Regions from separate parts of the Homo sapiens genome. Here region 1 is linked to region 2. A link is a loop called in an ENCODE intact Hi-C map of the cell type or tissue named here. Cell type or tissue: A673. All regions are shown on one strand. Each heading gives the region's core, and the rest is flanking DNA. Links, peaks and the distances in the headings are about the cores only.

Region 1 (12,733 bases), core at 5,805-8,304, 990 kb after region 2:
AATTTGCCCAAGGACACACAGCTGCACGATGGCAGAGCCAGAACTCAGTTCTCCATTTTGTTAAGTGGGATTGAATCATTTGTACTTTTTCTCACGACCCCCCTCTCCCTCAAGAGGCCATGTTTTTAAACTGGTCCTTGTTGGGGAATCACACAGACCCCTCTGGTGTGGCCTGCTGGTTGTGGGGAGCCCGACACATTCCACGGTGAGCCTATTGTTAGACAGGAGAGTTGTTTCCAATGGCATGCTTTCATTACGGAAGTATATGGCAGGAAGATATTTACTGTCTATTATGAAATTCAAAAGTAAGTTACAAAAACAATGTACCATAAGTAATATAAGTCTAATTTAAAACATGTATGTGTATATAGGCAGAGAAAGACTGTTAGCAATAGCCTGGGTGATGGGGTTTTAGATATTTTTTATTTAATTCTTTTTACTGGTCTAAATTTTCTAAAAATTCCACAATAAACACGTAACATTTATACAAAAGACTCTATATTGATAGATTCTTCTGTTTCCTGCAGGCAATTTCATGTTACTTTAAAACAGCAGCCACTACCTGGGATACTCGTTGAGACCACCCTTCTAAACTCCCCAGTCTGAATTCTGGTGCCTCTAGCAGTTTCCTTGAGATGAGAGGTTCTTCCTCTGGGCTCTGACACCTTTCTAGGCCCAGATGCTCTTAGTTGAGACAGGGCCCTGAGAAGGTGCAGTTGTGCTCCCATGCAGCTGATCAGAACTCGCAGGTGCTTTGGCCTAACACTCCTCTTCTTGGGAATGTTTCAGGTTGTACCATCTTTGAAAACTGCAAGAGCTGCCGAAATGGCTCATGGGGGGGTACCTTGGATGACTTCTATGTGAAGGGGTTCTACTGTGCAGAGTGCCGAGCAGGCTGGTACGGAGGAGACTGCATGCGTAAGTAGACCTTGACCTAGCTCCATCTCTAGTGCACACTGTCTTAAAGTCTCAGCTTACAATGGACCAAAATTTATCTCCTTGGAATCTGAGTTTTGGAAAGCCTGCAGCCAGAGGGCTTTCTAGGTAAAACTATAAAAACAAAGATGGATTTCCATCTGCAAGGTGTGGATTGTGAACATTTGTTTGAATTCTTGGCCACAGGAGGTTTATGTCTACTCTTCAATCTCCTCTTCCTAAGTGAGGCCAAGGCTTTCTGCTTTATGCATTCCAGAAGCAATTGCATGGTAGCCTTGGTCAGCAAACAGTGAATAAGTCTTCAGAAATGTTGTCTGTAGTGCACTGTACGTATGAATTTCTGTTGGTAAATTTCTTGAATCCTGAATTAAATTCCTGCAACCCACAGCAAATTGCTAGCATGCCTTTTGTCCGAGGAAAGAGATTCTTTCTGGGATCTGCTTGATCTGAAAGAATTACTTAGTTTTTATTAGAGTTCTGTGAGTTTCAACAGTTCTTTGAAAATGGAGAGGAAATCTAATCTCTCGTTCAGTCCAAGATTCCCCCCGACAGTGCCCTGAATGATGAATGTCCCTCTGAGAGTCTGTATCTCAAGCAATGTACAAATTGCTTTTATTTCACTAACTTATTCCATATGCTTCCAACTTGAATCAGAAGCAGTTAGAATGGTCTTGCAGTCTAATTTTACTCCTATGAATGATATTTCCAGTTTACAGAGAGGGAGGATGGAGTGTGGTTGGTATCTTTGACTGATAAAATCTGTACTGAAATACCATCAGTTTCAAGACTCTGTGGCTAAGGATGAGTATATGGTCTGCAGCTGAGAAACTCAACTATACCAGGAGGAGAAGGGGCTTGTTGGCACTTCCAGGTGAACTGGGGAGTTCAGTTATCCATAATACAGATACTTTTTAAGTGTTGGTCTTCGTTGCTGATTTAAAACTTCGATGCCATTTTAGGTGGTTTCTCGTAAATTTAATTCAGTACCTGGCAGATTATGTTCCAGGTAGGTTAGCTGCAAGATTTAACCCTGGTCTTCTTTGGCAGCTGATTTATGGAGACTGCATTGCATAATGAGCAGAATACAAGCTCTAGAATGAAACAGACCTAGGTTTAAATAATGATTTTGTCTGTCACTGCCAGTATGACCTTGGACAAGTCATCTAACCTTGCTAATATCAGTGTCCTTTTATAAAAAAGGAGAATAATGCTACCAACTTCATAAGGTTGATTTGAGGATTAAATGAGATAATGTGTGTGAAGCACTTAGTGCTCTGACAATAGTAAAAGCTCAATTAATGCAATAAATATGTCACTGTTATCCTATATGCCCCTTAATTACTGAATTGTTAGGTGATTCAGAAATAAAACTACTCTTCTTCCTTTCATTTATTTTCCTTTCTTCCGAGATGGGGTCCTACTATGTTGCCCAGGCTGGCCTCAAATTCCTGTGCTCAAGCAATCCTCCTGATTCAACCTCTCAAGTGACGGGGACTGCAGGCACATGCCACCATGCCTGACAAAACTACTTTCAATAATAGTTTGAGATAGTTGTAATTAGAGCTGTAGTGCACAGCTTTAGATTTCACATTGACCTTTGGATTATGTAAGATCACTTTGGGTTTTTCCCTGCTTTGGGTCATATGGAAGAGTGCTCTTTCTCTGTGCACATGAGAGGGAAAGGGGGATTTGATGGGGTTGGAGTGGTAGGCAGGAGTGTGATCACGCCTTTGATATGGTTTGGCTGTGTCCCCACCCAAATCTCAGCTTGAATTGTAATAATCTCCATGTGTCAAGGGTGGGGCAAGGTGGAGATAATTGAATCATAGGGGTAGTTTCCTCCATACTGTTCTCATGGTAGTGAATAAGTCTCAGGAGATCTGATGGTTTTATAAACAGGAGTTCCCCTGCATAAGCTCTCTTGCCTGCTGCCATGTAAGATGTGCCTTTGCTTCTCCCTTGCCTTCTGCCATGATTGCAAGGCCTTCCCAGCATGTGGAATTGTGAGTCCATTAAACCTCTTCCCTTTACAAATTACCCAGTCTCAGCTATGTCTTTCTTAGCAGTGTGGGAACAGATTAATACAGCCTTGTAGGTAGGTAAGCTAGGTAAGGAATTTAGATGCTATTGCAAGTGCAGTGGGGAACCAAGGAAGAGTGGTGAAGTAGAGGATGGACCAAGTGCTCTGAGAACTAGCTAACAGAACAGTTAATGACAGGGAGAGGGAGGTAAGGTTTCAGACAGGAAGTGAAGGTTGAGCTATGCCTTTGCTCTTCAGTTGGCAGAGCAGGAAGATATTTCAGGGAGAGGGATAGTATGGTCAGGGTGTGAAAATGCAAGGTGTGTTCAAGGAAGCATGTGACATGAGGTATGATTAGAGCAAGGTGATGGTCTTGGGGTGGCAAGCCCTGACTATGAAGGGCATAGTGTTCCAGGGCTCAGAGCTTAGACATGGTTCTGAGATGAAGGATGGTTTAATCTGGGGAGTACCATTTGACAGATAACTCTTGTAGCATAACTCCGCTGGAGTGGAGGAAGACCATATCCAAAGGTAGCCATTAGGAGTGCGATTGCAGCGCTTCAGGGGATGAAGAAGGGAGACTAGAGTGAGAAGAGCTTAAAGGAAGGAGTGACAGGACTCAAGACTCACTGAAGAATGGGGTAAGGAATCTCAAGAGTTTGCCTTTCAAATTCTTAGTTTGATTAACTGTCTAGAAGTTGATGCTGTTAAGTGAGTAATAAAAGGGAAGAGGTTTGGTGGGGGAAAGAAGGTGAGTTCCACATGAGATAAGCTGGAATTTGGACATCTATAAGAGACTCTGCAGACAGTAGGAAATAAGTGCCTGGAGCTCAAGAGAATTTTGGAGACTTGAGATATGCCTATGGCTGTTATAGATGGAAGCATGAGGTGAACAGAGCACCATGGGCAGAGGAAATAGCAACAGATGTAAAAGGAAAGGAAGAGAAAACCAGGAAGGAGATGGGAAAAGATAGAGAGATAGGAGGAGAACCAGGAAGGAGTAGGGTTCTGGAAGCTGGGGGCAGTGTTTCAAAGGCAGAAAGGTCACATAGGATGAAGGCAGTAAAGAGGTTTTTGTGTTTGATGGCTAGCATGCGATTGGTGACCTGAGCAATAGCAGTTTCATATAAAATTTGGCAGGGCGCAGTGGCTCATGCCTGAAAGCCCAGCACTTTGGGAGGCCAAGGCAGTGGATTACTTGAGCCCAGAAGTTCGAGACCAGCCTGAGCAACATGGTGAAACCCTGTCTCTACAAACAATACAAAATTAGCTATGCCACTGCCACTCTAGCCTGGGCAGAGTGAGACAGTTTCCAAAAAAAAAAAAAAAAAAAAAAAGGCAAGATTTGAAGTGTGAAAAATGGACAAAAAGAATACAGACAACTTTCTTTTAAATAAGCTTAATCAAGCAAGGAAGGGGAGAATTAAGGTGATAGTTTATATGAGTAAATAAACAGCTGTGGAAAAATACCAATTAAGATGGGAAAGGCCGGGTGCAGTGGCTCATACCTGTAACCCCAGCACTTTGGGAGGATGAGGCAGTCAGGTTACTTGAGGACAAGAGTTCAAGGCCAGACTGATCAACAAAACAAGATTCTGTTTCTACACAATATTAAAAAAATTCAGCCAGGCATGGTGGTGCATGCCTGTAGTTCTGGCTACTCAAGAGACTGAGGAGGGAGAATCGCTTCTGCAGCCAAGGATTTTGAAGCTGCAGTGAGCTATGATTACACCACTGCATTCCAGCCTAAACAACAGAGCAAGACCTCATCTCTGTCTCTCTCTCAAAAAAAAAAAAAAAAAAAAAAAAGATGGGAAAGGGTTAAACAGGTTTTAAGCTAATGTGAGTAAAGTGTCAGTAGGAGAGATTAAAAATATTACATATTAGAGTAAGACTAACTGAAGAAGTTAAGACCATGTTATCCTGAAGGAGAAGAACTTCCTATGAGATCAAGAACAAAAGTGAGAGTTAAAGGAGAGGGAGCTTCCTTTTCTGTCCTAGGCTGAGACAGGAGGAAAAGAATTATTTATAGGTAGCATATCTTGTTTGTTAGTAATTATATGGTAGGAACTGTGCTGAGCACTTTATGTGCCATGTCTTGTTTCATCTGTACAATCACCCTATGAAAATACATACTCCCATTTTATAGATAATGAAACTGAGGCTCAGAGCTGTGAAGTAACTTGCCTGAGGCCGTACACTTTGGGGTAAAGCCCAGGACGATTCCAGACCCCTTACTCTTGTTCTTAACCACAGTCCTAGTCTGCCTCCTGCTGGTGAGTTCTCCCGTTTTCTCTGGGAAGTAGGGAGTGAAATATCTGCTGAGAATGAGTAGAAGTGAGGTTGGGGCTTGAAAGTACCAAAGGTTTGGGGCAGCCACTTGAGGAACAAGAAAAGGCACCAGCTGGTGTTAAGCTTAAAGCATATCCAAGCGAGACGGAGGACCCAGTCGAAGCCAGAGTTCCTAGGGAGGTGATGCAGTCAGTTAGGACGTTGGCTGATGCTCTCTGGAAGTGCAGCAGCAGAAGGGAGTAAAACCAGTTGTTTTGTTGATCCAAGAATAAGCTGAGACATGACTGACCAAGGATCCCAGCTGGGAAGGACATGAAATCAGAAAGAGCCTGGTAGAGGGGCAATAGGGACAGGAGGTCTTAAGTGGAAAAGCAGGCTTGGTGGTAATGAAGTAATGGAACACATAGGTGGAATGGGTATTATGGTCAGAGAGTAGAGTTTCTAAGTTGAAGCTTTCAGGGATGGTGGTGATAAAGTGTTCAGTTTTTTTTTTTTTTTTCTGGGTAACTAACAATCTCAAAGGACAAATGTTTGTTCTTTCTCATGGGTCTGTGAGTTGGCAGGCATTCCACTGATTTCAACTGGGCTGACCTGGGCTGGTTGTGCTCCAGGCTGCAGGGCTTAGGCAGAAGGGACAGCAACCATCAGGGGATGCTCTTCTCAGGGTGGGTCGCAGAAGCACAAGAGGTCAAGCCAAACACACAGGTGCACATAAGGCCTCTGCGCACATCACACTCACCCATATTCCACTGGCCAAAAGAAGTCACATGGCTAAGTTCCCAATGAGTGAAGTAGGGAAGTATATGCCATCCCAAAGGAAGAGGGGTGGATAAATATTTCTAAACAATACTTCAGTCGCTCCATGTGAGTAAGGGGGTTTGTTCAGGGTGCAGGGGACAGGAAGGAAAGAATATTTGCATGCAAGAAGTCAATACAGCAAATGGTAACAAAACAAGGATAGCAGTCACCCAAATGTTATGAAACAGAAAATATTAATATTCAGAAATCCTGAGCATGTGTCTTTTTAAATAGCACCTACTGGTCAAATCTTGGGTTGCACCTTGGTGTAAGACGCTGTTTATGGAGCCTCATTGATTGGGCTGGTGATTGTGTCCATTTGAGGGTCCAGGCTTTCTCAAGGACAGCAGAACTGGCTCAGAGCAACCAGTCTATCACCTAGGCAGGCAGAACAGAGAGCTCACACCTTCGTGCATTAATCTACCCATCCAGTCAAAAGATATTTCTTGAATGGATGCTTCTAGGTGCTGGATGTACAATGATAAGCCAGACGGGCATGGTCTCTGACATCTTAGAGCTTGCGCTTTAGAGAGGAGATTTTTTTTAAAGTTAAAAAAATAGAATGTGGTCAATGCTATGAAATTGAAAAAACAAACTAATGGTCAGATTCTATCCGATCTGTGTTGGTTCAGTTTTGCTTGTTCAATTACGTTATGCTTGTTCTGAGAGCCTCATTCCACACAGTGTATGTTACCACTGCCATGAGCACTGATGGAGCATTTCTTATGGAGCACTGGGCTGGTCACCAGGGAACACAATGATTCCGCAATGAGTTTACAATCCATCTGTGAAAACAGTGCTTGACCATAAGAAGACATCAATATGATGTTATTAGGTTCTTATCACCCTCACCTCATACTGGCACTAAATAAATGTGTAGGGAATTCATAGGAAGAAGTAATTCATTTCACTCTTTGTTGAATGCCTGCCTGGTGCTGAGCACTATGCTGCCTGCCTACGTTAAGGGTCGCCTACATATGGCTGGGACACAGCGCCGGAGCCCCATGGCAGTGCAAGCATTTTCCCACTAGATGGCGCCCAAGCGATCCTTTCAGACAACGTTATCCTGAAGGCGCTTCCTTCTGAGTGTCTCTGAAGAGCCTGGGCATTTTTTTTTCCTGAGTACCATACAGAGCCTTAGAAGGAGGGAGGAGTGGCGGGCAAGTGCCAGAAGGATCAGAGCTGTTTTATATGTGGGTTAGAGAGCATCTGGCACTGAACAGATGCAGTAGCACCTTTATTTGCTCACTGTCCTTGACAATGTTTATATTACTAACCTAACTAATGACAACCTTAAAATTCATTATGGAATTGATTCATGCATAACCATTGGCAGGTTGTATTATCCAGGAGGATGGGCAAACGGCCTGAGGCTATTGAGCCCAGGAGAGAACTTATTCACATCTTTCTGCCCAGGAAAGATTGGTTTAGTAATCTCAGAATATCCAGACTAAGAGCTACTGGCACTTTATCGCCATTAAAAAAAGAGCTGTTCTTTCTACCTTTCTCCACTCTTTAATGTAAAACCTTCAATTCTACAGAGAGTTGAAAGAATAGTATACATCCATATGCTCCTTTCCAGGATTTGCCACTTTTTATCATTCTCCAACATCTGGCTCTCTCTCTCTTTTTCTGCACTTTAAGACTCATGAATTTTAATTTTTTTCTGTTTCATAGTGTTATCATAATTTTTCTTTTGATGCTTAGATTGTTTCAGATTTGGCCCGTTAAGCAGGCTGCACCTCATTTCTCCTTGAGCACTTACTTGCATTCTACCCCTGACCCTCAAATGTTTTAAGTTCACCTTGATTTTCTATGCCCAGGTCTTGAAACAAGCTATTTCTCCCTGCATCCTGGTTTCTTATAGTGGGAAATTGTATTTAGGAACTGCGATTTGGGTGCTGGCTATTAGAGGTGCTGATATCCAAAGTCGAAACCAAGGCTTCCTCTTAGGGTTTCTTAAACTCAAAAGTTGCGTTCTGAAGTGGAACCACTCTGCTGACTTCCACTGCTGACCACTGGACTGGTGTTGGTTTAGCTTGGCCCTAGGCTGAGTTCCTTGGCCATCAAAAAAGATGAGCAGCAGGAGGGCCCAAGAGCGACCCAGAATGCCACACTTCTAGCTGGCATGGCAGTGATCCCAGCCTTTCAGTCCCTGAAGGATACTGGGCATCTAAGGAGGTTAGGAAAGCAACCCAGATGAGAGGATTTATGGGGAGAGATTATAGGTCCTTAATACATTTATCTTCTTAGTCATATTTTGGACAGAGGCAGAGAAACAGAGGAACTGGCCATAAGCCATGCCCAAAAATGTTTGTAGGGTGAGTTATCGGAGAGGAAGAGGATTTGTGCAGGCCGATTCCTGAGCCATAAGTAGGAATGATTAAGAGCAAACTTAAGGGGAGTGGGGAGAAGGCTTACAAAGCTGTGTGTTACTGACTTTCGGGGCTGCCCTCCAGGGGAGCTGCGGAATCGCCTAGGGTGGAGTTACTGAAAGCTGCCTCATCTCGCTCCAGACTTTTGTGTCCTGATGCTCCCAGAAAAAGAACAATGCTCAGGTCGATTCAAACTGGGGATGGTATTAGGTGGCAGTTAGCAGCCTGGGCTTGGATTTGAATCTCTGTTTCTTTCCTGGCTTTGGGCAAGGTTACCCAATCTTTGTGAATCTCAGTTTCCTCATTTACAAAATTGGGATCCTCATAGTGGCCTTGAGAGTTTTTGTGAAGATTAAGTGAAGAACTGTCTATAAATCCCTTAATATGGAGTCTGGTATATAGTAAGTGCTCAATAAATGGTGGATAGAGTCTGGTATATAGTAAGTGCTCAATAAATGGTGGATGCTATTCTTATAATCCAGAGCCATGAAATGAGCTCTATTTGTTAGTTGTTGTTTTGGGTGGCAGGGGAAGAAATCAATATAGGGCCAGAGAAGAAAGATAATAAAAGAGAAGCCTTTAAGGTTAGAGAATACACACTGGGCACAAGGAGGTAGTCTTCACCAGACAAAGTATTGTATGGCAAATAGTATTTTATATTTTATGTGCTGAAGCTCTTTGACCACAGAGAATTCATGTTTAAATCTTTGCAGAGGATTTTATGTTGTTAAAGAACTCATCAATCATAGCTCAGCTTCTGGTGAAGGTATAGAAGGATGTGAAAGACCTTCCCTCCTGCTCAAACAGTAAGAAATCACTAGATTAAACCAAAGAAAATAACAGTTTTCATTAAAACCATAATATGAAATCTAAAAGAATTTAAACTCCAGAGGGGTGAATTCTTCCAGGATGAGCAAGAGATTCGGGATGCTTCATACTTGAAGGCAGCTGCTGCGGTTGGGGGCAGGGCAAGTGCAGGAAGGGGCCTACCAGAGAAGGAGGAGGAGAAGACAGGAAAACTTTTGAATCTATGGGCTGACCAGTTGAACTTAAATCTAGAAGAGACTCCAAGGCAAAGACAATCCTCTCCACCAAGTATTTTATTAAATGGAATTTGCCTGTGCAAGCAGAGGCTGGAATGAGGCTACGAAGCAGGAGATCTTGGGATGTTGTCACCTTGCAGCTTTATAAGCTTGTGGTCTCAAAGTCTCACAGTCTCATGGGCTCACAGCTTCCCAGTCTTGTAGTCACAGGAGTGCAGGAAGCTGGGGGAAGGAGGAGATGAAAATCAAAGAGAGATTTCCTTAGGTTTATGGGGTTTGAATTTCAAGGCTCTTCTGGTGAGATTATAGCTTCAGTCCTGCCCCAAATCAGCTTAACCCTTGATTGGGTCAAACTGATTCATCCCTGATCAGTTCTCCCACCAGCCTAATAGAGGAGAGGGCGTTTGCAATCAAAGGAAACAATAGATCTCTTGTTGTGAACAAGCAAGGAAATAAGATCTACATTCAAGAGAACAACCAGTCAAAAGAAATAGAGCATGGGTGATGAAATGGAAATTTTCAAACAAGAAACTTTTACATAACTTTAAAATAAATGCACTAAAAGATTGACAGGAAAAGATGACTATAATGGATGAAGACATGAAAAATTCACCAAATCAATGAGCAAAAATCACAAACATTCCTATACATCAACAATAGACAAGCAGAGAGCCAAGTCATGAATGAACTCCCATTCACAATTGCTACAAAGAGAACAAAACACCTAGGAATACAGATAACAAGGGACATTAACTACCTCTTAAAGAGAACTACAAACCACTGCTCAAGGAAATGAGCGAGGACACAAACACATGGAAAAACATTCCATCCTCATGGATAGGAAGAATCAATATTGTGAAAATGGCCATACTGCCCAAAGTACTTATAAATTCAGTGTTATTCCCATCAAACTATCATTGACATTCTTCACAGAATTAGAAAAAAATTACTTTAAATGCCATATAGAACCAAAAAAGAACTCATATAGCCAAAACAATCTTAAGCAAAAAGAACAAAGCTGGAGGCATCATACTACCTGACTTCAAACTATATTACAAGGCTACAGTAATCAAAATAGAATGGTACTGGTGCCAAAACAGACATACAGACCAACGGAACAGAACAGAGACCTCAGAAAAAACACCACACATCTACAACCATCTGATCATCAACAAACCTGACAAAAACAAGCAATGAGGAAAGGATTCCCTGTTTAATAAATGGTGCTGGGAAAACTGGCTAGCCATATGCAGAAAACTCAAACTGGACCCCTTCCTTACATCTTATACAAAAATTAACTCAAGGTGGATTAAATACTTAAATATAAAGCCCAAAACTATAAAAACCCTAGAAGAAAACATAGGCAACACCATTCAGGACATAGGCATGGGCAAAGACTTAATGACGAAAATGCCAAAAGCAATTGCATCAAAAGCTAAAATTGACAAATGGGACCTAATTAGACTAAAAAGCTTCTGCACAGCAAAAGAAACTATCATCAGAACAAATAAGCAACCTACAGAATTGGAGAAAATTTTTGTAATCTACCCATCTGACAAAAGTCTAATATCCAGAATCTACAAGGAAGTTAAACAAATTTACAAGAAAAAAACAAACAACCCCATCAAAAAGTGGGCAAAAGATATGAACAGACACTTCCCAAAAGAAGACATTTATGGCCAGGCAAGGTGGCTCATGCCTGTAATACCAGCACTTTGGGAGGCTGAGGCGATGGATCACTTGAGATCAGGAGTTTGTCACCAGCCTGGCCAACATGGTGAAACCCTGTCTCTACTAAAAACACAGAAATTAGCTGGGTGTGGTGGCATGCTTCTGTACTCCCAGCTACTTGGGAGGCTGAGGCAGGAAAATTGTTTGAACCTGGGAGGTGGAGGTTGCAGTGAGCCGAGGTCATGCCACTGCACTCCAGCCTGGGCAACGGAGCAAGAATCTGTCTCAAAACAAACAAACAAACAAACAAACAAACAAAACAAGAAGACATTTATGCAGCCAACAAACATATGAAAAAAAGCTTAGCATCACTGATTATTAGAGAAATGCAAATTAAAAACACAATGAGATACTATCTCATGCCAGTCAGAATGGTGATTATTAAAAAGTCAAGAAATGATAGATGCTGGTGAGGCTGTGGAGAAATAGGATAGCTTTTAAACTGTTGGTGGGAATGTAAATTAGTTCAACCATTGTGAAAGACAGTGTGGTGATTCCTCAAGGATCTAGAACCAGAAATACCATTTGACCCAGCAGTTCCATTACTGGGTGTATACCCAAAGGAATATGAATCTTTCTACTATAGAGACATATGCACATGTATGTTTGTTACAGCACTATTTACAATAGCAAAGACATGGAACCAACCCAAATGCCCATCAATGATAGACTGGATAAAGAAAATGTGGTATATAATATACCATGGAATATTATGTAGCCATAAAAAGGAATGAGATCATGTCCTTTGCAGGGACCTGGATGAAGCTGGAAGCCATCATCCTCAGCAAACTAACACAGGAACAGAAAACCAACCACCACATGTTCTCACTCATAAGTGGGAGCTGAACAATGAGAATACATGGACATAGGGAGGGAAACAACACACACCAGAGCGTGTCAGGGCCTGGGGAGTGAGGGGAGGGAGAATATCGGAACAAATATCTAATGCATGCAGGGCTTAAAACCTAGATGATGGGTAGATAGGTGCAGCAAACCACCATGGCACGTGTATTCCTATGTAACAAACCTGCATGTTCTGCAAATGCATCCTGGAATTTAAAGTAAAATAATAAAAAAAGAAAAAGAAATTCAGGAGAGATTTGAAAAGTATTTAAAAGAACACAATGGAAACCCTAGCACTGAAAAATACAATAAAAAAGAAACCAACTGGAAATCCTAGAACTGAAAAATGCATTATCTGAAATAAAACAAAAATTCATTGGAGGGGATTAATGGCCTATTGGTCAAAATAGAAGAAAAGATCAGGGAACTTAAAGACAGTTCAATAGAAATCAACCAAACTGAAGCACAGGGAAAAGAGACTGAAAGTATTTAGCAGTCTTAACTCTTTGTGCTACCCTAGCCAGACCCTGTCCATTGAGTTGTATTAGCAGGGCTATTTCCATGTGAGTGTTTTGTGATAACCCTGGCAACTTTGGGTGAAGAAAGACTTTCTGCAGCAAAGTGGTAGATGCTATTCTTTCTGAACAACCATTTTTTCAACTGAATGGACAGGCCATTTGACATGGGGTGGTGGG
Region 2 (12,733 bases), core at 6,110-8,609:
GCACCCCCAGCCTGGGTGACAGAGTGCAACACTGTCTCACAAAACAAAACAAAAACATCAGATTCTGTTTGTGATGCCTAGTTGCTTACAACCTAAACAGTGCAATGCCTTAAGGAAATGAAAAGGAGCCATAAGTAGTCATTTATATTTTTATTTTGAAGTGTGCTTTTTCTAAACTCCCAGATTGACATGATGGACTGTAAGTTAGTTTCTCTGTTTCTGTCTTTGTGCCTGTAGAGTGTACTTGGCACTTACAAATTCCCAGTATCCAGAAAGATGATCTGATGAAATCAAATTGGATGGATCTTGGCAGACTGTGACACTCAATTACAGCCTTCACTTTCAGTCAAAAACGGACACTTGGCAAGGAGGTGCCTGGTTGTTTCACTAAATGTCACTTGTGTGTGTAATATTTTAAAGCTTTTTCCCCACAGGAAATTCGGGTCATAAAATCCTGAAAAATAATTCTAGGTGGGAAAAGCATTTTAGGAAATGAGAGATGTGGTGCTGCTTTTCTTCTCTCAGAGTGCTTTCTCAGCAGGACACTAGCCCTGCCTTTAAGATGGGGAAGTTGGGGCATGTGCCTCTGCTCTTACTGTCTGCAGCTCTGAAGGTAGGTGCTGTCCCACTCGGACAATCGCCCAAGCAGCAGTGACCATAGTTCTCTTCTATGCAAGTCCCCAGGAGAAGGTAAACTGTGTGGAATGGGGATGTGTTCTGGTTGCTGCTGAATCCCCTCTTCTTACCACAGTGCCTGGCACGTTGCACACACTCAAATACGTAATAATGAACATTTATTGAAAGCAGCAGTTGAAGCTGACCAATTTCTGGTACCTTGTCATGTAAATTTTAGATGGTAAGGCGCAGATGTTACTTTTTTTGCTTTTTTTCTTCAGCACTTGATGAAATTTCCCAAACATGCAGAAATGTTGAAAGACTTGTATAGTGAACATCTACGACCTAGAATCTGCAGTAATATTATGTTACATTTGCTTTATCACTTGATAGATGTTACTTTTAATGAGACTTCAAGTTTGGTTTCTCTAAACAAAATATTCTAAAATAACTGAACAACTTTAATCAATTTGTCTTAAGTTCTTTGGGGGAACTTGGGACATTTGCTTTGTAACTGGAATTGCAGCCCTCACGTTAAGCTAATTTTAAACTTTGCAAATTTGTTATGCTGAATTTCAGTCTTATTTATTTTGCCTGAAGGGGTATTTTTTGTAATGGATTTATTTGAAGGTCCTTGATAAATTGTGCAGAATATTCTCGTGTTCTTTTTGCACTTGATAAATTATCTAATTTCTGTGGTGAGAATGTAATTTGGGGCCTATTTTGTTTATACAAGCTTCCAGAATTATGTTCTCAGAGGGATGAAAAGGTGTAATTTAGCATATAGGTCACTAAATTAGGAGCTAAGACACATTTTCTCCTGACTGACCATGGGTCAATCAGTTTTGTCTTCGTGTCCTTTTCCTTGTAAAGTAGAAACTAGAATTTGAAATTTAAATATTAAATAATGGGTAACATTCATTAATGTATGACTCTATTAAGAAAGACACTGTGAATCCAGGGAGGATTCTCATAATTCTGTAAACTGTATGACAAGCTGTGGAATGAAATCTGACTTTTGAAAATTGAAAGACATCCAGTGGTCTTATCACAAAGCCTGCTTTTCCTCAGAACTTAACTATTGCCATGGAATTTGTAAGCAGTTATCCTAATCCATCTGGACTCTGAAAATGCATCCTTTATGAGAGGGAGTGAATGCAAAGATAAGGGTGGGGAAACACTAATCATGAAAAGAATGAAAATCAGTGTTCAGTTTTAAGAGCAGGTTGTATTGAAGGAAGGGATTAAAGGAATTATCCAGATTTGAGGTGGCACATCTTCCACCACTCCCTGCACCATCAGCATGCACGGAGCGCATAAAACAAGCCCTGCTCCTAATGGCAGTGAAACCTCGGATGGCCTCCATCAGGTCAATACAACTGAATTGCTGGGCTGACTTAAGATTGAAGGACTCCATTTTAGTAAGTAGAGAAGTGTGACCTTTCTCAACCCAGGTTGTGAATGTGGATTCACACTTATCTCAAAAAGGCACCTGGAGTTTTAACTTTATGTCATGTCTCAGTACTGGTTGCAAGGTATGACCAAAAGTGTTCCTTGAATGGCACCTTTTTGAATATTAATTTAGAAGAAAACATGCCAGACTGACATACTTACCCCCTCCGCACTGTTACTACTTCCTTACCAGCCCTATGTACTGCATCAATGTCTACAAGAAAGCACTCTTCATTAAAATGAAATATATATATTAAAATATGATAGTCCAAGTGGTTTTTGTTAGTTTGTTTTTGTTTTTGTTTGAGACGGAATCTCGCTCTGTCACCCAGGCTGGAGTGCAGTGGCGGGATCTCAGCTCACTGCAAGCTTCACCTCCCGGGTTCACGCCACTCTCCTGCCTCAGCCTCCCAAGTAGCTGAAACTACAGGCGCCCGTGACCACACCCGACTAATTTTTTTTTTTTTATTTTGTATTTTTAGTAGAGACAGGGTTTCACCGTGTTAGCCAGGATGGTCTCGATCTCCTGACCTCATGATCCACCCGCCTCGGCCTCCCAAAGTGCATGGATTACAGGCATGAGCCACCGCTTCTGGCCCAGGTGGTTTTTAATGAAATAACTACTTAGATTTTTGCTTCATAGTTGTTCTATTTGGGGGACTATGTAACTAACTATATTGGAAGAGAACAGTTTCAGGCACTAGTTTTCACTTGAAATAACTAATACTTGCTCCTTCAGGAAATGGTAAGTGAGGTTCCATTTTACTCCTTGGTGTGGGCTGTGGTTTCTGCCCGGGGGCCTTTAAGACTGCATTTTGGCTGCATAAATGTCTTCTTTTGAGAAGTGTCTGTTCATGTCCTTCGCCCACTTTTTGATGGGGTTGTTTGTTTTTTTCTTGTAAATTTGTTTGAGTTCATTGTAGATTCTGGATATTAGCCCTTTGTCAGATGAGTAGGTTGCGAAAATTTTCTCCCATTTTATAGGTTGCCTGTTCACTCTGATGGTAGTTTCTTTTGCTGTGCAGAAGCTCTTTAATTAGATCCCATTTGTCAATTTTGTCTTTTGTTGCCATTGCTTTTGGTGTTTTAGACATGAAGTCCTTGCCCATGCCTATGTCCTGAATGGTAATGCCTAGGTTTTCTTCTAGGGTTTTTATGGTTTTAGGTCTAATGTTTAAGTCTTTAATCCATCTTGAATTGATTTTTGTATAAGGTGTAAGGAAGGGACCCAGTTTCAGCTTTCTACATATGGCTAGCCAGTTTTCCCAGCACCATTTATTAAATAAGGAATCCTTTCCCCATTGCTTGTTTTTCTCAGGTTTGTCAAAGATCAGATAGTTGTAGATATGCGGCGTTACTTCTGAGGGCTCTGTTCTGTTCCATTGATCTATATCTCTGTTTTGGTACCAGTACCATGCTGTTTTGGTTACTGTAGCCTTGTAGTATAGTTTGAAGTCAGGTAGTGTGATGCCTCCAGCTTTGTTCTTTTGGCTTAGGATTGACTTGGCAATGCGGGCTCTTTTTTGGTTCCATATGAACTTTAAAGTAGTTTTTTCCAATTCTGTGAAGAAAGGCATTGGTAGCTTGATGGGGATGGCATTGAATCTGTAAATTACCTTGGGCAGTATGGCCATTTTCACGATATTGATCCTTCCTACCCATGAGCAAAAAAACACATGAAAAAATACTCATCATCACTGGCCATCAGAGAAATGCAAATCAAAACCACAATGAGATACCATCTCACACCAGTTAGAATGGCAATCATTAAAAAGTCAGGAAACAACAGGTGCTGGAGAGGATGTGGAGAAATAGGAACACTTTTACACTGTTGGTGGGACTGTAAACTAGTTCAACCATTGTGGAAGTCAGTGTGGCGATTCCTCAGGGATCTAGAACTGGAAATACCATTTGACCCAGCCATCCCATTACTGGGTATATACCCAAAGGACTATAAATCATGCTGCTATAAAGACACATGCACACGTATGTTTATTGCGGCATTATTCACAATAGCAAAGACTTGGAACCAACCCAAATGTCCAACAATGATAGACTGGATTAAGAAAATGTGGCACATATACACCATGGAATACTATGCAGCCATAAAAAATGATGAGTTCATGTCCTTTGTAGGGACATGGATGAAATTGGAAATCATCATTCTCAGTAAACTGTCACAAGAACAAAAAACCAAACACCGCATATTCTCACTCATAGGTGGGAATTGAACAATGAGATCACATGGACATAGGAAGGGGAATATCACACTCTGGGGACTGTTGTGGGGTGGGGGGAGGGGGGAGGGATAGCAGTGGGAGATATACCTAATGCTAGATGACGAGTTAGTGGGTGCAGCGCACCAGCATGGCACATGTATACATATGTAACTAACCTGCACAATGTGCACATGTACCCTAAAACTTAAAGTATAATTAAAAAAAAAAAAAAGACTGCATTTTACGAAACAAAATTAGGCCTAAGGAGAGAGGAACTTCCATAACTACTTTAGGTCCAGTGAGAAAAACAGATAAATTGAAAGTGTGAATTTGTTGGGAATAAATACCATGAATTTATTCCCAACAAATAGAGGCAGAAAGGGCTGTGGCTGTCTCTGCCTTCTCCCTAGTTACCAAACTCCCTGATTGGGTTTTTAAGCAAAGCTGCCTCTGTTGTGGAGCTATTAACAGCATTTTTAGGAAACTCTATGGGTCAACCCCTTTCTCTTCTAAAGTAGACTCAACTTCCCTAAGTGGAGTACAAAAGCTGGTAAGATATGTAATTACTTTATAAATGCCACCTTAATTTTTAAATTAAAATTCCAATGTTGTTAATCCCAGAGTAAGCAATGAATTTTTTAAAAATATTCCACTTCTTATTTTTGGTCAACTTCTCAACACTTCTATCATCTAGTCTATTCTGTACATGTCTGTTACTCTGTTGTCACCTTTTTAAAATTAACTGTTCTACCAGGGCCAACAGTGGCAAGAATACTTTACCATGACACTTGTAACCTTGTCAGGGAATGTTGCATAATCACAATAATTTTTGCTTCACCTGGGTAGGGTTTTGCATATTTCCATAGAAAAGCAAGTCTGATTGTCACAGAACTTATATTCCTGAAAGGTAAATTATAAAACCACACTGAAAAATAGATTCCCAAATTCTGAAAAATAATTGTTCCTGCCCTTCCCACTTTCCCACTTGTTCTAATATGATTGGCAGAGACTGAATTTTGTTTTTAATGTGAGTATTGGGGGTGGGGGACACTTGTCCAGGGAGGTCTGGCCTGTCTTGATCCTAGCTTCATTTCCCCCCAGGTCACTTAACCTGAAGCTAAATAGGTAAAGTAAGACAAAGCGCCAGCAAAAGTGTTTAAAGTAATAGTGGTGGCTCCGTACTTTGGGAGGCCCAGGCATGAGGATCACTTGAGGCCAGGAGTTTGAGACCCCAATACAGTGAGACCCCACCTCTACAGGAAAAAAAAAATTAAGTAGCTAGTCATTGCCTTTGTAATAGGTAGGAACCTGAAAGTAAAATTTATTTCAGCCCTAATGTGGTATTCCTTTGGAGCCATTTTGAAAGAAGAAAAGGAAAGCTCAGGTCTTCTGAATACAGCTGGGCTAATAGAGTTAAATTTGACTTTTAAAAATGCCTTTAGCATCAGTTTTTTGCAATGTTTTTTTCCTTTGGCTCAGAACCCACAGTAAAATTATATAGATTGATCATAGAAAGAAAATTAATATGCATACTGACTCAGCTGAAACAAAAAGGTTTATGAAACACCTCCTTTTACCACATTCTATGCTTTCTGGTATTTTCTGCCCTTTTTTTCACTTCTAAAATGTAGTCCAGGACACAAATGAGTTTATAAGACTGCAGCTTGCCTCTTGAGTCAAGACTGCCCGGAAGGTTAGAGGCCAAATTTGTTCACACACACACACGCGAACGCTGTCAAGGATCTTTAGTCCACAGGGGTCAGCCTGACCTCCCAGGACCCTATTTTCAGGGCCCTCCCAGCGCAGCCTTTCTCTAATTCCATGTGGTCTGGGCTCCAGTCCATCCAGCCCCTGCAGCCTCGCCTCTCAGGGCCTGGTCCTATTGCGTCTGCCTCTCCCTCCTTCCCCCAATCTGAGGTAATCTCGTTTTCTGGAAGGAAAACCCCATCTCCTCTCTTTTCCCCCAATATTCAGGTCCTCTCCCACTCCACTTCTCTAAACTCTTGGAAGAACTTGAGCTTTAGGAAAACAAAGTCCAGAAAGATTTACAAACTCCTTCGTTGTATTTTGTTAGTTTTGCCCCTGCCTCCCCTGAGGCAATGAGATAGGGTCTTAACTGTTTGAATGAGAGCAAAAGGGAAAAGAGGGTTGGGACATCTCAAAAAAATTACTTTCAACATTGAACATCTCCTTAATTAGAATGTGCACTTTCAAGAAAGGGGTAGACCTCTCGTAGATGGGAATCAAAGATACCTATTTTTGGCCCTTGTTAAAGAATAATTTTAAAAAAAGTATAATGACTCTCAAAACAGATACCAAATGAGCTCATGTGAAAGTTTTATTTCCCTCTGAGGAAATAAGGCACATGTTATAACTGACCCAAAGGAGAATCCAAAGAAAAGATACTCTTATGGACCAGGAATATTGAAATAAATATGCAAATGGAGCCAAAACTTGCTTCTTCCACACTGCAGGGAGAAAGTCAAGAGAACCTCCTGGATAAGACATAATTTGCATTTCTAGAACAATTATTTTGCATTATTATCAGTTATGTACAGGACAGAGTTGTAAAATAAGCTCCTTTAGACTCAAAACCAGATAGCCCTGTTATTCTATTCCAACTCTTATTTTAATCCTTCTTAGAATCAGCTATAAGCTGAAGAGTGTGCATAGACTAGACAATGCATAGTGTGCACAAATTTTTCACCACATTTGCAATAATTCAATTCAGTGTCTGAATTATAAATAAATAGGTTTTTGGTGCCCATTTCAGCCTAGAATTGGACTTCTCTTGTCAGTTGATGTGAGATGATAGCTGCTTATAGCTCCTACAAAACTCCGAACTGGAGGACATTGACAAGGCAAGAATAGAGCAAACCCAGCTCAAGAACCATGTGGCAGTAGGTGGCAGCAAAAGTCTTTCTAAAGAATGCAGCTTTCAGGAAATGCAGCCTTCAAAAAAAAAATTATAAAATAGGATTAACCTCGAGTCCTTGGACCTTTAAGGAGTCCATAAATCCCCCTGAGATTGTATGCAAAAGGTTACACTTGGTGCATTTTTCTAGGAAGAGGATTATTAAATTTTTGCTCTAAGTCTGGTGAAAATTACAAAGCACTTTCAGCAAATATTGGAAATCTTCTGTCCCAACTGTCATATTAATGAGTTAGCCGCCAAATCAGCTTCGAATTAGAAACAGCTGAGGAGTTATTACGTCAAGGCATATGAAAATGATATTTTTTAAGGTCAATTAAAAAGTCAAATATCAGCCATGTCATGTGATTCAACCTATTTATACAGATTCCTGGTGGTTTCCAGCCCCACCTGCTTTCTGATACAGCCAATAAGTGGATGAACACCTGAGATCACCTACCACATCCAAATTAAAGTTTATGAAAATGGATTGTTGGATTCCAGCCCATCCCAGGCCTCACAATGTTAAACTTCAGCTAACTCCATCTACTCTGAACAGTGTGAATCCATATGGCCTTAGATCATCACCAGCACCTAGTTTACCAGGCGATGTTCTCAAGGTGTCTAGTCTGAGTACCGTCAGCTTCAGAATCTCCTGAGGAGCTTATTAAAATGCAACCACCAAGGCCTACGTCAACCTCCCTGAATTAGACTCTGATGGTGGGAGCTGGAAGGGGGAAGAATCTACATTCAAACAGGCTCTCAGGTAGCTCTTCTGCACCTAAAGAGTAAGCACAGTAGATAGGAGGAGAAAGTATGAGTTGAGGTATATCAGCTATATCAAAGTATAATTGATAAAACATTAAAATCATGACTCATTCAAATATAGACACATGTCAGAGGTTTTATTCAGCTCGTTAGCTTATGATGGAGCCATTAGCTGGGAAAGCTGATTCTTGCAAGAGCACTCGAGGAAAAGGGCTTTATATAATCCACCAGGAAAAAATATTTTCAAAATGAAAAAAGTTAAAATTAGATTGCTAGGTTACGGATGAAACTGGTTAATGTCCTGCAGGCTAATAAAATCATAACCTTTGGAGTTATCTCTCTTACCAGAAATGAAAATACAATTAACATGTAACTTCACAGTATCTAAATAGCAAAGTCAAACACAGATACATTCTTCTAGAAAATTAAATGATCCTTGGGTGGACTTGTTAAATACTTCTCCAGTGTGACATTGAAAGAGCATGCCACTCAACTTTTTGCCTTACACGTTCAGGTTTTAAATAACTCTTCTATACAGTGAATGAATACAGCAGAACATAAATGGGTGGACTCTACAACTCTGGGTAAGACAATTCAGGCAGTTCAGGCTGGAGCAGATATATTCAAAAGCAAGAACCAATTCAGAGGGAGAAGAAAACTGACTAATATAGAGAGTTGATAGATAACCTCTTGGATTTATTTTAGACACTTAACTACAATCATTTCCTCCTCCTTTTTTAACAAGTGATTTGTCCTCTTCGTAGTGTTTTGTTTATAAGCTAGCCATTCCCTAATGATTTCTCTTAGAAGTTTCTCCTAAAAGTTCACTAAATTTTTGAACTTTGTTCTTTTGTTTTTAATCTAAAAATTTGGGTGCTGTGTTTGTTTAAACATCAGAAATGTCCTCTGATTTTTATGAAACAGTTACCAACCTGGGGGATTAAACTGTGACCATCAAGAAACATGAATCTAAATAGAAAAACCATGTGTTCCAAGCCAACCTCAATGTTTTCTCATAACTTCTTTTGCCTTTAGAGAGAGAGATTAGGAATGAGTATCTCTGTTGTAAATAAACATCTAAAGTTCACCAACTTCATTTCATTTTAATTCCTTCTAATTTCCAGTAAAATTAAAATACAGTAATTTTTTGTAAAGTAATCTTGATGGTTATCTCTAAGTAGGATTACTTCTTTGTACTTCTCTGTATTTTTCTTTACTTTCCTGTATTTTTTAACCCAAAAACTAACTTAATTTTTTAGCTAACTTAATTTAATTAGCTTAAGTTAATAAATTAACTTGATTTTTTAAAACCTACTTCATTGATCAAATTTACCATTCTTAAAGTTATTGATAATATCAACATCTACCACTTATTATTGGCAATTTAATTTTTTAGAATTGATGTTTTATTTTAAAATAACTATATTGAGGTATATTTTACATATTGTAGAATTCACCAATATCAAGATATTTGTACACCAATATTCATAGCAGCATTATTCACAATAGCTAAAACATGGAAACAACTCAAATGTCCATCAGTGGATGAATGGGTAAACAAAATGTGTTATATATATGCAATGAAATATTTCAGCCTTAAAAAGGAAGGAAATTTTGACAAATGGTACAACATGGATGAACCTTGAAGATATTAAGCCAAGTGAAATAAGCCAGATACGAAAGGACATATTTTGCATGATTCCATTTATATGAGGCACTAAGAGTAGCAAAATTCATAAGAGACAGAAAATAGAATGGTGGCTGCCAAGGGCTAGGGGAAGAGGGGATCAGGGAGTTAGTGTTTAATAGGTACAGAATTTCTGTTGGGGAAGATGAAAACATTATGGAGATGGGTGGTGGTGATGGTTGTACAACAACATGAATGTACTTAATGCCACAAAACTACACTAAAATACGGTTAAAATGTTAAATTTTAGCTTATGTGAATATTTTACCACAATAAAACACACATACAGAATGAAATTCTGATACATGCTACAACTTGGATGAATCTTGAAGACATTACGCTAAGTGAAATAAGCCAGGCACAAAAGAACATATAGTGCGTGATTTCACTTAAATGAAGTACCTAGGGCAGTCATTCAGAGAAAGCAGAATAGTGGTTGGCAGGAGCTGGGGGAAGGAGGGGATGTAGAGTTACTGTGTAATGGGTAGAGATTCTGTTTGGAAAGATGGAGAAAGTTCTGGAGGTGGATCATGTAGTAATGTAAATGTACTTCATGCTACTGAACTGTACACCCAAAACTGTTAAAATGGCAAAGTTATGCTATGCATATTCTACTGCAATTTAAAAAATAAGCAATATCAGGTGTACAATAATTTTTAGTAACTTTACCAAATGGTGCAACCATCAACATCAATTAGTTTTAGAACATTTTCATCCCTGCAGTAAGATCCCTCATGCCCATTTACATTTAATCCCCATTGCCATCCACAGCCCCAAACAATTAGTAATCTACTTCTGTCTCTATAAATTCTATTCAGCTCCCCTGGGCATTTCATATAAATGGAATCATGGAATAGGTGGTCTCTTGTGTATCACTTCTTTCATTTAGCACGTTTTTGAGGTCTGTTCATGATGTAGCATGTGTCAGCAGTTTGTTTCCTTTTGATTGCTGATTAGAATTCCACTGTATAGATATGCTTTGTTTTGTCTATCCATGCATGTCTCAACTGATGGGCATTTAGATTGTTTACAGTTTTGGCTATCATACATAATGCTACTATGAATACTGTCATGCAAGTTTTTGTGTAGACATGTTTTTGTTTCTCTTAGATAGATACCTAGGAATGGAATTGCCAACTCATGGCAGTTTTAGGTTTAGGTTTTGAGAAACTGCCAAACTGTTTTTCCAAGTGGCTCCACTATTTTACATTCCAACCAACAATATACAAGGGTTCTCATTTCTCCATATCCTTGCCAACATTTGTTATTGTCTGTCCTATCATGTCCATTCTAGTAAATGTGAAATGGTATCTCACACTTGGATTTGCATTTTGCTGATGACTAATGATGTTGAGCATCATTTCATGTGCTTTTTAGCCATTTGTATATTTTATTTGATAAAATGTTCGGTTCTTTTGCCTGTTTTTGATTGGGATGTTTGTCATCTTTTTAATGATTTCTAAGAGATCTTTGTTAATTCTGAGTGCAATCCTTGAACAGATACGTGTTTTACAAATACTTTCTCCCAACCTGTTGCTTATCTTTTCCGGTTTTCAGTGGTGTTTTTAAAACTGCAAAAGCTGAATTTTGATGAAGTCTAATTAATGGTTTTCTTTTATGGACCATGCTTTTGATAGCATATCTAAGAAATATTTGACTAACTCAGTATCTCAACAGTTGTCTTCTCTGTTTTCTTCTAAAATTTTTATTGTTTTAGCTCTTACATTAAGCCTGCAATCTATTATTGATTTTTCTGTATGGCTTGAGGTGAGTATCTAATTGTCCCACCACTAGTTGTTGAACAACATAGAACAGTTCTCCAATCAATTGCCTTGCATCTTTGTAAAAAAAAAAATTGACTATAAATGTAAGGATTTATTTCTGGGCTCTCAGTTCTGTTCCATTGATCTGTCTATCTTTGTGGTAGTAGCATTTTGTCTTTATTACTGTAGCTATAATAAGTTTTGAAATTTAGAAGTGAAAGTCCACCAAGTTTGCTCTTCCCTTTCAAAATTGTTTTAGCTATTGTAAATATTTTGTATTTCAACCTAAATTTTAGGATCTGCTTCTCAATTTCTACCCAAAAAGCCTGCTGAAATTGTGATCAGAATTGCATTGAATTTGTAGATCAGCTTGGGTACAATTGCCATCTTTGCAACACTGAGTCTTCCAATTCATGAACATGAAATGTCTCTCCCACTATTTACATCTTCCTTAATTTCCCTCAACAAAGATTTACACTTCTTTCATCGAATTTATTCTGGAATATTTTATTCCTTTTGATGCTATTGTAAGTGGAAGGTTATTCTTAATTTCATTTTTGGACTATTTATTGTTCACATATAGAAATACATCAATCTTATATCCTTTGACCTTGTTTTATTATAGTTGTCTTTTCCTTCTAAGAGGGGCTTGTAGGTGTGTGTATGCCTCAAGATTTTCCACATAAAGGATCATGTCATCTGAAATAAAGACAGCTTTGCTTTTTCCTTTTCAAACTAGATGCCTTTGTTTTTCCTTTTTGCCTGACTGCCCTGGCTAAAATCTGCAGGACTATGTTGAATGGAAGAGGCAAAAACAGGCATCGTTTCCTTGCTCCTCATCTTTGGGAGAAAGCATTCAGTCCCTCACCATCACATATGATGTTTGCTGTAGGTTTTTGCAGATGTCCTTCATCAGGTTGAGGAAATTCCCTCTATTCCAAGTTTGTTAAATTGTTTTGTTTTTTATCATGAATTGTGTTGGAATTTTGAAGTTTGTTTTTTAACTCTATTCATAGTAAAGACATCACATGCCAATTACAGAAATTAGGAACATATAGACAACTAAAAAGAGCAATATAACACTCAACACTCATGATCTTACCTACTCAGAGACAGCCTAAACCTTTTCTCTGCCATGTGTATGTATATGTGTATGAATACGTGTGTGTGTGTATATACCTTCTAATCCTGCAAGGTAGGCAGACATGATTAACTATAGCTTGCAGAAGAGAAAAAGATTTGCCAAAGGCCACACAGCTGGTTTAGCTGGGCATGAGAAAGGATCTGACTGATGGCAGTGGCAGCAGAGCAACAGAGA

Evidence for each region. A loop is a pair of places that touch in the nucleus more often than their neighbours do. Peaks named below come from ENCODE experiments on the same cell type or tissue, not always from the same donor. Only the 100,000 strongest peaks of a DNase experiment are listed, where the experiment ranks them.
Region 1: a loop joins it to region 2, with 5 times the contacts of the local background. A loop is called at or near these places in 4 of 110 quality-filtered maps.

Annotation. Positions count from the first base shown.
Region 1 is chr11:35,480,230-35,492,962 of GRCh38, reverse strand. PAMR1 (peptidase domain containing associated with muscle regeneration 1) reads left to right here. Exons shown (of 11, transcript NM_001001991.3): 3 at 790-918. Among named protein-coding and RNA genes, the nearest start is that of PAMR1, 39 kb to the left of the region's middle. RefSeq lists a silencer at 6,975-7,024. In A673, for the core only: CTCF peaks have their summits at 6,865 and 7,072 (motif pointing right); a DNase peak (open chromatin) is centred at 7,102; H3K27me3 peaks cover 682 bases.
Region 2 is chr11:36,473,362-36,486,094 of GRCh38, reverse strand. It overlaps TRAF6 (TNF receptor associated factor 6), which reads left to right. Exons shown (of 7, transcript NM_004620.4): 7 at 1-2,326. Among named protein-coding and RNA genes, the nearest start is that of TRAF6, 31 kb to the left of the region's middle. In A673, for the core only: CTCF peaks have their summits at 6,988 and 7,189 (motif pointing right); a DNase peak (open chromatin) is centred at 7,194.